Linked DNA regions of Homo sapiens: region 2 is linked to region 1. Evidence: chromatin contacts called from ENCODE Hi-C or POLR2A ChIA-PET data. All regions are on one chromosome and are shown on one strand. Each heading gives the region's core, a stretch centred on a gene start or an enhancer-like site at or near the end of the contact. The rest is flanking DNA. Distances are from core to core; before and after follow the strand shown.

Evidence for each region. A loop is a pair of places that touch in the nucleus more often than their neighbours do. ChIA-PET counts read pairs that join two places held with the same protein, here RNA polymerase II (POLR2A).
Region 2: a map of endothelial cell of hepatic sinusoid shows a loop between it and region 1 (5-fold over the local background). The contact joins two enhancer-like sites. A Hi-C loop is called at or near these places in 1 of 168 maps with a recorded cell type or tissue (endothelial cell of hepatic sinusoid). POLR2A ChIA-PET finds 5 or more read pairs at or near these places in 2 of 52 experiments (Panc1 and endothelial cell of umbilical vein).

Annotation. Positions count from the first base shown.
Region 1 is chr13:32,879,498-32,883,149 of GRCh38, forward strand. The region is part of intron 3 of LINC00423 (long intergenic non-protein coding RNA 423); the gene reads right to left. Among named protein-coding and RNA genes, the nearest start is that of LINC00423, 30 kb to the right of the region's middle. Within about 2 kb of position 1,639, at least 4 of the 41 ENCODE cell types and tissues checked have a DNase peak (open chromatin) inside an H3K27ac peak, as active enhancers do.
Region 2 is chr13:32,967,909-32,971,576 of GRCh38, forward strand. No RefSeq gene overlaps it. Among named protein-coding and RNA genes, the nearest start is that of KL, 47 kb to the right of the region's middle. Within about 2 kb of position 1,966, at least 6 of the 41 ENCODE cell types and tissues checked have a DNase peak (open chromatin) inside an H3K27ac peak, as active enhancers do.

The DNA of each region.
Region 1 (3,652 bases), core at 389-2,888:
TAACTGAAAAACAGAACTCAAATATCTAAGGCAGTTTAACAAAAGCCATATGCAATTAGTAGTAGAACTGGGAATAGATATGCCTTTTCAAAGACAACAGAGCTGGCATAAGTTTCACCAGGTTGGGAATACAAATGATAACCTTAGGCCATCATCTTGCCCACAAGTTCTTAACATCCCTCAAAGATGATACCAATTATTTCTGAGTGATTGATTCCAAGTTGGCATTCCAGAATTTGGGTTCTTTCTCTCCCTTTCTGGCTCCCGTTCTAGTCAACATCCACAGCGCTGGAATTGGCCAATATGTTCTTGGTGATAATGCCAATGACTTTGCCAAAGGGATTGTCTCTCAAGGCTCTGGCTCCTTTGGTTCATGACACAGTCCAGGAAGCTGTCGAGTGTCCCTGTCAGCCATCGTGATGATGTCCCTGGTGAGAATACCCATGTCCTCACCAGAAGCCTGTCTCTGAAGCTCTCAGAGCTGCCATTCCTGGGGTGCAGGAATAGTCCAACCAAAACCGCAGAGCGTGGCCCCTTCCAGACTTCTGAAGCTACATGGTTGGTGTTTGAGTTTTCATTTCATTTCTCAAGAGCATCTCCTTTAGCTTCTGAGCCTCATCCCCAATTCTCTGACAGCCACCGATTAAACAAAAGCATGCATATCAACCCAAGAACAAACAGCAATTTTCCTGCATAAAAATGACTCAAACCATTCTTAAAATATAAAATGAAGTAAAATTTCCCCAAAGGCAACTCAATGTATAGAGTAGAAAGTGTACTTTACATGCAGATAATATTTTTTTGTGAGCACAAAGAGCATTTCAGTCTCAAGAACCACAGCTGTGTCTCAAAAGCCTCTTCTCCAATTATGGTCCTGGCTTGATATTTACATACCCAAATGGCCCATTTGAGTGGTTTTCCAGAAACAGTGTCCTCCAATGTCTTCCTCTCTTTCCAACCCAAATTACTTAGAAATGGCAGTGCTTCGCTTCCAGCTTCCCCTCCACTCCACACAGATTTCCTTCATTTCTATAATTTTTTTCAGTGATTTTCGGGCCAAGTTTTAAGAGACCAGGAGTATGTTCAAGGGATCATCTCAGGTAAATGTCTTAAAAATGGACCATTTCCCCTGCAGTGAGGGAGGGAGGTGGAAAGTCCTGTAGCTTTCCTGGACAGACTAGACCATGGATGCTGACCAACCCAGAGCCATAGGCCTGGGCCCTTCTCCAGCATATTCAGGCAACTAAGAGTCAGCTTTTAAGCATAGCCTCATGTCAGAGACCCTGGGTCCAGGCTGATGACCAATGGTCTTTCTGACTCTAAGTGCAAGACTGTTTTCTGATGCCTCTTAGAAAAGACGCTGGGATTTTGAGGATGGCAGGGCCACTTCCATGAGTGTCCCCATGGGGACCAGCTCTGGGCAGCTCTTGCCAACCACCCCAGTAGGAAAGTGACCATTGCAAACTTTTTGCAGGTGAGACAGACCTGCTAATCATTACAAAATGGCTGAACCATGCGCGGACAGCCTGGAAAAAGCAGTCATTTTCAATACGAGTTTTAAAGCCTTCACCAAGTCCCTTGCCAACCCAGCTAATAGAAGGGAGGCTTGGGAAAGCTTACTCATCCTGCTTAGCCCAACTTTGTTCTGCCTCCTACTCAGTCATAAATTGCTGCACAGGCTGTGCTGGCTAAATTGACATTAAGAGTTATTAAAGGAATGAGTCTACAGTTTAGGAAATGTGCATTCATGATAGGCTTCTGCAGTCTTAGGAAGAGCCACGGCAGGGCAGGGGAAGCTGACAGTTGCAGAGGTGGGGCCTCACAGCTTGGAAAGTTGGAAGAAATCCTGGTGCTCTTGGAGGCCCAGTGCCCCCAGTTAAGGAGACACAGCCATAAAGGAACCCTATGGTGACTCATGCAGCCTTGTCTGTGATACTGACTGATGGTCTGTGGGTTTATGTCTGGTTTCCACACACAGGTTTGTGTATGCATGTCTTCCTCCAAAAATCATCATTTTAATTTTTTGGCAGCCTAGTGGTATTCATCTTGGAGTGTGAGTGGAGGTTCCTCCTGTCTGTATATTGGCAGCTCTAGCTTCCTGTCTACCATGGCCCATGGGCCTCCCTACACCAAGAAGCAACACTTGTTCCTCTGTGTTGCTTGGTTAACATGGAACACACCCAATCTGCTCTTGCACTTGCTTCTTTAACTCTTGTGGTGTCACCTACGCATTTGTGTATAACTTGTTTTCTCTACCAGATTGTGACCTCCTGGAGTACGGAAAATATCTGGTCTTCTCACTGTGCTATGGAGACAGCAGGTGTTCCACAAAAATAGTTTGCATGAGTAATTATGGAGCTGCTTCTGGGGCTGGCATCTGGAGGAAGACAATTACCTGTTACTTTAATTTTCTATACAGGGAGAGCAGATATACTTGTTAGAATTTATTGTAAAACAAGATGAAGCTTGTCTATGACTTAAGCAGCCAAGACGTGGTGCCCAGGTTTTGTTGAAAGGTTTACTTTGGCACTTTTCCAGATAACTGTGTTTGCCAGAGGAGTGACCACTGGATAGTAGTAGCGAAGGTTTAATGACATCTTTGCTGTATGCCAGAGAACTTTCTGTGGGCTGTATGTGCATTAACACATTTAATCTTCAAAACAGTTTGAGTTAAGTTCCCCATCACACCTATTTTACAGATGAAGAAACTGAGATAGGCTGGGCACGGTGGCTCACGCCTGTAATCCCAGCACTTTGGGAGGCTAAGGCGGGCAGATCATGAGGTCAGGAGTTCAAGACCATCCTGGCCAACATGGTGAAACCCTGTCTCTGCTAAAAATACAAAAATTAGCTGAGTGTGGTGGTGTGTGCCTGTAATTCCAGCTACTTGGGAGGCTGAGGCATGAGGATCGCTTGAACCCAGGAGGCAGAGGTTGCAGTGAGCTGAGATTGCGCCACTGAACTCCAGCCTGGTGACAGAGTGAGACTCCGTCTCAAAAAAAAAAAAAAAAAAAAAAAAAAAAAGAAACTGAGATATGTAGAGATTAAGTACCCCACCCAAAATCACATAACCAAAAAATTATGGAGCTGGGATTTAAGATCAGGCATTCTGACTTGAGAAACTGTACTCTTAACCGGGATGCTATAGGACCTCTCAAAAAACTTGAAACACACTGACCCACCCACCCATCCATCCACCTATCCATCAAATGTTTAAGCCCCTTTGAAATAAATAGCTTATATATAATGACTATATCTTTAAATCTTCTGCTCCACACCTCTTCTCAATGCCCTTCTTAGCTCTCAGACTTGGTAGAGGGCATCCACAGTGAATAAAACCTCTGGCTAGGATTTTGGAAGCAATAAAGAACACTGGAAATGATGACAGTAAGTTGGAGTCCACTAAGTTTATCCTGGAGAAGTGAAGAGAAGGACTTGCTGGAAATTATATGATTTGGGATACATATGAAAATTCTAGGAATGATTTTCTCTGGCAGCATTCATACTGGGTAATGTTTGGGAGGAGTCTTTCCATGTTTTCTTTATTATATTCCATATGTTGGTTTATATTTTTCTATTTCATTCTTCCAAAAGTTATAAAGGATATTTTTGTCCATTAGGTCTTTAATAGAGTATCTGCCTCTTCTACTAT
Region 2 (3,668 bases), core at 716-3,215, 89 kb after region 1:
TATATGATACATATATGTGAACTCACTGTGCATGCTTTACTTTCTCCATAAATATTCATAGGCATTTCCCAAACCTGATAAATATGCATGTAAGGCAGACCCTGGAAGGCTTAAATGCCACTGTTTTCTTCTCTTTGGAGACGTGTTTTTTATTTCCCTGGAAGCTACGTTTCCCCAATCTGCAGGTTGTTATTCAGAAAGTACATTTTTCTCCTTTTTCCTTCCTCCATTGATCTCATGGTCATTTGTTGACAGGTAGATGTAGTGGCTAGGCGTGTGAGCTCCTGTTCTCCTAGTTACAATGAGCCATTCCCTCTTTGTTCTTTTCTTGTGTTTTGTGATCTTGATTACACTACTTATGGTCTCTATTTCCCTATCTCCTTAGGTGGTGAGGTTTAGGAGCGCAAAGTTCTGTCTAATTGGCCTTCCCATCTCCTACAGGCTCAGCACATGCCTATTATAAATTGGATGCTCCACAAGCATTTGATGGAATTGAAATGAAATGAAATAATTATGCTAAAAAGAAATGGGTGTTCAATGTGTGAAGCAGGACTGAATAATGGTTAAGAACTTAGGCTTTCCAGTAAGACCAGTGCAGTCTCCAGAATTTCCACACTGGATGGGTTTAGGAGGGGCTGTCTATGTGGGAGGGAGAACAAAGGCATTTATCTTAAAGCTTCATTTGCATAGAAATCCTTTGTTTTGACTAAATCGAACAGCCTCCTGAAAGTAATTCTTAACACTACCTTTGCTACAGATGGTTAAGGATTAAAATAACTTCTCCAACTTAAGTTTCCACATATGCAAAATAGATAATAATACAGTAATAATTCTGACCCCAGTAGGGTGTTGAGAGGATCACTGGGATAGTGTGTGTTAAGTATTCTTTGGCCTGCCACACTAAGTATTCAATAAAAAACTATTGTTATTATTACTATGATATTTTAAGTTGGTTATATTCATAACATGTTAGAATGTTAGAAGGGAGCTCAGAAACAGCAAAAATACAGGCTTTGGAGTCCACGGACCTAAGTGGGAATCCTGTCTCCACCCTTTCCTAGCAGGGTGACCCTGGGTACACTGCTCATCCAATAAGACCTTGGTACGTGAGAACCACTTGGACTTGCTAAAATCATATTCCAGGGCCCCACCCTAGATATTCTGATTGAGTTGTTTTATGGTGAGGCCCAGAGAACTGCATTTTACAAGTTTTCCAGGTGATTTGGATTCATGAACTCTACGAACCATAGTTTGTGAAATGTTGACTTAGTCTAAGTCTCAGAGGTTTTTTGTTTTTTGTTTTCTCCCATAAAATGGAGCAGGAATACCTGCTTCATGGTTTTGGATGGAAAATATCTGGCCCCAAATCTGGCTTATTGCAGGGAATCTGGCTTACTGTGCTTAGAAGCTTTGGCTATCTTCCTTCTAGATATGGTCTCTTTAACTATTTCATCCAACCATGTGCAGCCAGTGTCACAGAAGAGACCAAACTCTGTGTTAGAAGCTGATGGAATTCAGGTAGCGAATCAAAGACCACCAAACATTAAAGAGTAAAAAGTGTCTGCGAAACACATCAGATGTATTTTGCAGAATATACCTCTGTAATAGAATGGGTTCCCCCTTCCCCTTGCAAATCAGCCATGTATGGAAATAAAAAAATTCCACTCTGATGAGCACATTTCCCTGCTTTCAAATGCCAGAAACCATGTGAACAGTGAGCAAGGAAGGCCCGCACCATCACCATCAGCAGACAACGGTTTCATAACGAATTCTACAAATTTGACTCCTTGCCTGCCTCTAATTCTTTAATGGAATACTAGGAGAAAATTAACAGAGTCTGATGACCTCAGAGGACTTTTGAGGGGAAAGCTAAGTCCATGCTGGACTGAGTCAGCTACATAGAAAATGAAACTTCAGTTTGCCCACAGCCTGCCGCTTTCAAGGTTCTTGTTTGCTACGCGTGTGCTCGATCCACCCATCCCTCTTAGCTGATGTTTGCTGCTGCTGTTGCTGCAGAATGGGAACTTTGAAGCCCTGCTTCCTATAATAAGCTAGATGAGCTCATTTGTTAATGTTTTTCCTTCCTGTTATACTTTTCAGTATGTTAGGCTGCTATTTAACATTGAATTGTCACAATCTGTGGCATTATATAATGATATAATTTCTTTGCTGTATAATTGGTAAAGAACTTTGTGATGATTCTGATGGGAGGGAGATAAAAACTATCAAGAAACATAAGGCTGTGAGTATATAAATGCAAAAATAGCCAATTCCATCAACTGTCCCCAGAATGAGTCGGGCAAAAAACATTAAGCTTCCTTTTTGGCTTTTTTTCTTCTGTGCAAGGAAAATATTTTAAACTGAGTTTTTTCCCTTTTCATCCATTGTTTGTGGACACAGGATATAGAGCAGCAGGGGAGAAGACAAAAAATCTGCTGAAAGCTGGTTCTGTTTAACAGATTAGGTTCAAATTTGTTTTTAAGAAGAACGGATTTGTGATGTTTTATTCAGGCACAGCAATGGCAATATAATCAGAGTTGAAATCTGCCTTAAAGAAAGAATTTTTGTAATTATAAACTCCCAAATAAAGATTTGAAACAGAATCTGATTTGCCTATCTATGGGTAGCTTTTCTTAGTTTTAATTTATCCAAACACTCACTCATTCATTCAACAAACACTGGCTGCTGCCCTCTGTGCGAGACACTGGGAAAAGAGAGGTAAAATAATTTGTGCCCTCCGAAAGGAGTGCTCCGATACTCCTCTTAGTAGCTCCCATGGAATCCCCAGTGTACCCTATCACAGCATGTTTTCTATTTGATTGAAACTACTTATTCAACAAACATTTGTTTAATACTTTTTTTTATTTCAGTAGCTTTAGGGGTACAAGTGGTTTTTAATTACATGGATGAACTGTATAGTAGTGAAAGTCTGAAAGTTTAGTGTACCCATCACAGGAGTAGTGTATATTGTACCCGATATGTAGCTTTTTATCCCTCCCTGCTCTGAGTCTCCAATGTCCACTATACTAACCTGTATGCCTTTGCATACCCAGAGCTTGGCTCCCACTTATAAGTGAGAACATACAGTGTTCCAACAATTATTTGTCAAGTATTTCCTCTGTGTGAAGCACAGGGCTACATGGTTCCCGCCTACCCCGTAGGGCTGTTGTGGGGATTAAGGAATAAGGATCAAACTACTTGACACCACACCTGGGCCTAGAAGGTATTTAACAGGTGTCTGATGAATGACTTCATGGCCAGTAGGAAACCGTTGCTAGGAAAAGATTGCTAGTGACCCTGTGATTGTGAACTTCAGTAGGATGAGGTGGTGGAGAAGGACAAAAGCTTCCAGCATCTTCTGGCGGCAGTAATTCTTCACCTTTCCTGCAGTCACACTTTTTGAACTTCTGGTCTACCTACTTCTGCTTAGGTTTCTCTTTTTGGCCTCAGCCACTTTGTGACTCCCCTCTTTCCTTCCTCCCTCCCTCCTTTCTCTTTCTTTCTATCATTTTCATTCTGCACACACTGTGATCATAAAACTTGGGCAATATTTTACTCCACCAAATGTGTTCAAGGTGATAGAAGATTTGGCTGCTCAGGAGGACCCATCAGGAGTCCCAAATCATTGGCCTGTATGAGTCAGGGCAGTGGGCCAGGCTCAGTCCCTA